Linked DNA regions of Mus musculus: region 2 is linked to region 1. The links are chromatin loops, found by intact Hi-C in ENCODE. Cell type or tissue: heart. All regions are shown on one strand. Links, peaks and the distances in the headings refer to the core of each region. The heading gives the core; the rest is flanking DNA.

Region 1 (2,500 bases), core at 1-2,500:
TCTTCTGGCGTGCAAGCACACATGTAGACAGAGCACTCATCAGACACTGCTTGGCAGTTCTCCTTGCCCTCTGATGAGCCAGCCAGCTCTGTAGAGGGTTCCTCTGGAGATGAAGATGGGTATGCCAGCCTAGATATCGGGCTTCCAGGTTTCTACTTCGCCAAGCTCTCCAGGAAAATCTCCAAGAAGAGGGGATGTTTGAGCGGGGAAAAAAATCAATGGTTCAATATCAAAATGACTCTGGGAATCAGACGGCATTTGGAGGAGCAGTCATCACTTGGGGTTGAGGGCGCTATTAGCATCCGATGGGTGGGGGCAAGGGCGTGCTTAAGGTCTCCTATTGCAGAACACCCCAACACAGAGAGACCTAGACCCAACATGGGGCCAAGCAGGGCTGAGTCCAGGAACAGCTCATCTCTTCTCCCCGGAGTATGCCTGAGAGAGGGCCAACCCTGACTGACAGCCCCCAGTCTGATTCCTAGACAAGGGGCAAGCTGAGGGCCAGCTCTCAGGTTGAGATGACCGTGGCCCCACCCCCAAGCCGAACCCTGCCCACTGCCCACCCTGAGGACAGGGAAACAGGAGGGCCACAGAGCAGACGAAGCGTCCTGCCTCTGGTCGCCACAGCCTGGGGTTCAGGCTGGGAAGGGAGAAAGAGAGCCAGGCTGTCAATAGGACATCCATCTCCTGAGCCCTACACGTGGATGACCTCATCCGCACAGTAGGTAGAACTGGATGAAGGCTGATACTGCCCGACCTCCCTCCTACTCCCGGCAGGCTTCGCAGGCAGCCACGGCTTACCAGGTTTTCTATGGAGCACTGGAACTCGCTAATCTTCTTCAAGGTCTCCTTGTCCCGCTTCACTTCATTGATGTACATGGCCAAGTCCTGGAAATCAAGACAGGATCAGGGCACTGAGTCACACACGGGGTGACCTCCCAGCCCCTTCCTAGCCCAGCTGGTCATTCCACACTCTTCCTCCATCTTGCCTGGGGCCACTCCAACTCTGGGCTATGGGAGTAAAAACCACCACACACAGGGAACCAGGAAGGAATAAGGTGAAGAACACAACATTTGAACCCAGAGTACACACTATGCTGAAGAGGGTGCTGGGAACCCCCAAATCCAGGTTCCCCTCACTCAGAAGGCCTTCTGTGTCAGAATGGAGATGCAGCCCAGCATGGATAAGCCACAGTGGGTCACACACAGCCACTGTTTAGACCTTTCTGCTCTCACGAAGCCCCTGTCCCACCTTCCCTGAAGAGCCTGGGTATTCTGTAAGTGGCTGGGGGAGATGGAGTGGGGGGAAGGTATGAGCCCTACATAGTACTGCAATCCTCTAGTCAGTCACCAGGGGGCAGTGCTCACTTTGCTTCAGAAAGTTTGAAATGGTCTGGAAGCAATGCCCAGGGGCGGCTGGGACAGAACAGCAGGGATCCTACCCAGAAAGCAGAGCAGAGAGGAAATCCCCGGCACACAAAAGCCAGACCCACATCCTGGAGCCAGTTCCTACCTCCCTTATGGCCTCTCTTGCTTCTGGGATCACTTCAAGGGCCAGCCTACAAACCTTGCTACTGGCAGCTCCCTACCAGAAGCCACAGTTTATAAAGGGTGGGTTTTGTTCTAAATCAACAGCAGCGACAGATCTGAGCGTGTGTGGCCCTGTGCACCCTGGCAGGAGTCACAGAAGTGCACGTCTGGGAAGGAGATTCCCACAGAGACAGTAGAGCTCCGGAGGCAAAGCAGCCAGCTAACAGAGTTGCATGGAGTGTGTACTGCAACCCTGAGGAAAGCTTAGCTCCAGGGCAGTGACAGCCCAGACACTGGCTGGATGAATGGTTTTCTGCTTTGCATTGGGGACATTAAAGGCTTTTAGATTCCCTGCTGTATTAGTTTTCACTGAGGGCACTTCAGTTAGAGAACTGCATTGATCACACGGTCTTGTGTGGCCATGTCTGAGAGATTGTCCTGACTGACGATGGAGGAGAGAGGGAACTGCCCACTGGAGGTGGCGCCAATCCTAGGCTATAGAAGAGAGCTAGCTAAGCGCTCCAGAAAGTGAGACAGTAAGCAGCCTTCTTCCATGGTTTCTGCCTTGAATTCTTTCCCTGATTTCCCTTCATGACAGACTGTGACCTGGGAATATAATCTAAAATAAAACTTTTCCTCCCCTAAGTTGCTTTTGATCGTGGTTGTTCATCACAGTAACAGAAAGCAAACCAGGCCGCCTTCTAAACTTTGCAGTTTGAAGAGCCTCCCGTGAAAAGAAGAACACAGAGTCACAAACCCTCTTTGGAATGTCAGGAGCTATATAACCTCAGGGTACTTTGCCACAAAGGGACCCGAAGCCACACACTGGCCAGGCTTGGGTTCAGGGTACACCTGCAGTATGAGTCACATGCTCCAGGAATGGCTGACACTGAATTGTGTCTGCAGTGGGAAGATGTGGTGGTCCCTCTGCTGCGGTGACCTCAGTTCCCCAGGGGCGCCAGCCAGAGGT
Region 2 (3,200 bases), core at 275-2,774, 140 kb after region 1:
CCGGGCGGGGCCGGGGGCGGAGCTGGCACCTTCACCCGGCACCTCCCCGGAGACCCAAGCACCGCCTCCAACCCGTCCTCCCACTTCCTGCCCCTGGGCCGCCAGCGAAAGTTGAGGAAGGCGGGGCTCCTGAGCAGGCTCCCCGCCCACGACTTTCCCTAGGTGCACGTGGAGGCTGGAGGTCTTTCTTGCGGTGCGATGAGGCCGCCGCACGGCAGAAGAGACTAGAAGATGACCGCGGTAACGCTGGGTGCCCTTGCAGGGTCTTTCGGCAAAGATAGACCCCAGAACGCGAACCAGGCTGGCCTACACACCCTACGCCCCTATGGCCTCTTCCAGTCCTCTGTCCTTGCCAGGGTCCGCAAGACACTCCGCCTCCACAATAACGGAGAGAGGGGGAAAAAAATCCTTCACTTTCAGCCCCCTTGATTGTCTAGTGGGAGGTGCTGGAGAGATAGACCGTGTTGTGTCCTGAGGACATTGTGACAGTGGGAGGGACTTCAAAAGCATAAATAACTGATTTTTGTGATTAAAATTAATTTGCTCTGGACAGTATCAGGAGCTGTGGGTTCTTGGTAAAGAAGAAGGGAACCCCACAAAGCCAAGTCTTCTATGAGACTGGTGTCATGAAAGGGAGCTAGAAGAGAGGAAAGTGACCAGTTTCCAAGAGCCGAGCTTTTGTGGGCGGTGTTCTGTCAGCCCCTGCCTCTCTCAGTTTACCTGGGCCAGGGAAGGATGACAGATCTGTCCCCTGCACCCAGGGAAGTCCCTCCCAGAAAGGCCTCTCTCTGCAGGAAGTCCCATCACCTGCCCCACCTAAGGAGGAAGCATGAACCCTAATCCTAGAGATCCGGCAGAGAAGCCAGGTAGAGCCTTCAGCCCCTCTACTTCACCTCTGAATAGCTTCAGGGGAAGGACCTCCTGCGGACTGGGGGTTAAATCGTCCAAAGCACAGGGCTACAGGCAGACCCTCCAGCATCTCCCTAAGAGTCATTCAACACCCTGCACCAAAGGGAGGAAAAAGAAAGAAGGAAAGAAAGGAGATTGCAAAGCTGAAAGCAAAGCACCCTGCTAAATGCTGCTGCATTCATGCCTTGGCGTGTGTACCCAGGGAGCTCTCTCACAGAAAAGAGGCCTCTGTGCTCCCAGCACTCCAGCCTTCCTGCCTCATCAGAAGCTAAGACCAGGTCTAGGACAAACGAATTTTGCCATCCAATCAAGCGTTCGTCTGCTGCCCCCTGGTGGTCTTGAGGGCAATGGCATCAGCTGACAGCCTAGATGCTACAAAAGAGGGGTCTGTCTGTCTTTGAGGGGCTGTAGTGCAGAGCATATAGTGGAGTTAGCATGTCAGTCCTCCAAGTCAGAAGATCCAGGCCTCCTGGCACCAGCAGAACTCTCTGGTACCCAATTCCTTATCTGGCTAGTGGGGACATCACTCATCTCGGAAATAATAGAAAGGATGAATGAAGAAAAGCTGGGTGGGAAGTATTCCAGGTGTCTGTTGTGCATGTGTAGGTCAGAGTTCACGAGCTCAAAACAAACATGCGGAGGACTGGTAAAGGGGATCTTTCTCCTCACCCATTCTCTCAGCCCAGAACTGTTCACCAGGATTGCCCTCTGGAAGTGTCCAAGAGAAGTGTACCTCCCCACTTTGGTCATGAGCACCACTGAAAGCCACTTGTGCTGAATACCAGAGCTCTGCAGTGAACTGAGCAGACGAAACCCTGAGGTAGGAACTGTCAACCCCAGCCACATGTCTGGGATGTGGGAAGTGGGCCACCAACTAACCATGCACGAGGCTTCAGAGAAGAATGCCCCTGGAAAGGGGTAGCAGGTCTCCTGGGAGCTCTTACGGGATAGGGGCAAGCATGGCTATGGAGAGCCAGGCCTCGTCCAGAGGCAGTTCTACATCATAACGGAACTAAACATCTCTGTCTTCCCAGTCATGAGCTGGTCAGCTACAGCGTATTCTTTTATGGACTCTGATGTTAACTCCCCACTTCTAATTTGCCAGCAAGTTTCAGATTCTGAGCACTGCCAGCTCTGCCACCACCAAGGTCTATGTTCCTCCCCTTGGGTTCCTCAGCAGCCCGCTTCTACCTTGCCTTTCAGTCTGCCCTCCACAGCCAGCAAGGACCGAACCAAATCTAGATGCAACCCTGTCACTCTGTGACAGCACAAAACAAGCCCTTTGTGGTACTCAGCTCTCTAAAGATAAAATCTTTAGGCCTAGGGCTCTTTAAAAGAACACTGTTTGACAAGCATGAGGCCCCATCTCTAGCCCTTACAGCAGCGATTCTCAACCTGTGGGTCTGGACCCCTTGGGGCTAGGTTGCCTAAGACCATTCAAAGACACGGATATTTACATCATGAATCATAACAGTAACAAAAATTAGTTTTGATGTAACATAATATAATTGCAGTGAAAAATAATGTTATGGTTAGAGGTCACCACAACATGAGGTTGTGTTCAATACAGTTGTATTAAAGGGTCACAGCAAGCCGGGTGTGGTGGCGCACTCCTTTAATCCCAGCACTCGGGAGGTAGAGGCAGGCGGATTTCTGAGTTCGAGGCCAGCCTGGTCTACAAAGTGAGTTCCAGGACAGCCAGGGCTACACAGAGAAACCCTGTCTCGAAAAAACAAAAAGAAAAAAGAGAAAGAAAGAAAAGAAAAGAAACAAAGGGTCACAGCATTAAGAAGGTTGAGAACCACTGTCTTAAAGGAAAGGAAAAAGGAAAAAAAAAATGGCAGAATCTCTGCCGTGCAAACCCCCTATGACACAGCTTCCTTCTCTGGCTGCATCTTCTATGCCGCTCCTAGTTTTTTGCACTTCCAGTTTATCTGCCTAGAATTCTTCTACCAGAGAGAGACTTGACCAAGACTCTGGCTAGCAGAAAATGGATTTGAACTAGGTTCTCAACATGGAGTCCATTTTCCCATTGCTCCCAGCAGAGCTGTTTGTTTTTACTCCAGGCTGACCTGACCGTAAGGCTTAGGTGTCAGCAGGAGAGAAATCACAGAACACAACCTGTCTCTGCCCTCCAGGGCTCCTGCAGTGTCCCAACGACCCCCACGGTGAAACACTGGTCACCTGGCAACGCCAGGACAGGTCTCTGACCAGATCGCAAGTACCTCTGAGCACACAGCTGCCTCAGAGAAAGCATCTACAGACACTGGACTGTCCCAGAAACTGAGGGC

Evidence for each region. Hi-C counts contacts between places; a loop is a spot of excess contacts. Peaks named below come from ENCODE experiments on the same cell type or tissue, not always from the same donor. Only the 100,000 strongest peaks of a DNase experiment are listed, where the experiment ranks them.
Region 2: a loop joins it to region 1, with 8 times the contacts of the local background. A loop is called at or near these places in 41 of 42 quality-filtered maps.

What each region holds. Positions count from the first base shown.
Region 1 is chr2:27,287,805-27,290,304 of GRCm38, forward strand. It overlaps Vav2 (vav 2 oncogene), which reads right to left. Exons shown (of 28, transcript NM_009500.2): 12 at 802-888. Among named protein-coding and RNA genes, the nearest start is that of Sardh, 42 kb to the left of the region's middle. In heart, for the core only: a CTCF peak has its summit at 1,351 (motif pointing right); a DNase peak (open chromatin) is centred at 1,457; H3K27ac peaks cover 737 bases.
Region 2 is chr2:27,427,059-27,430,258 of GRCm38, forward strand. It overlaps Vav2 (vav 2 oncogene), which reads right to left and starts at 550. Exons shown (of 28, transcript NM_009500.2): 1 at 1-550. In heart, for the core only: a CTCF peak has its summit at 1,243 (motif pointing left); a DNase peak (open chromatin) is centred at 1,223; H3K4me3 peaks cover 419 bases; H3K27ac peaks cover 499 bases.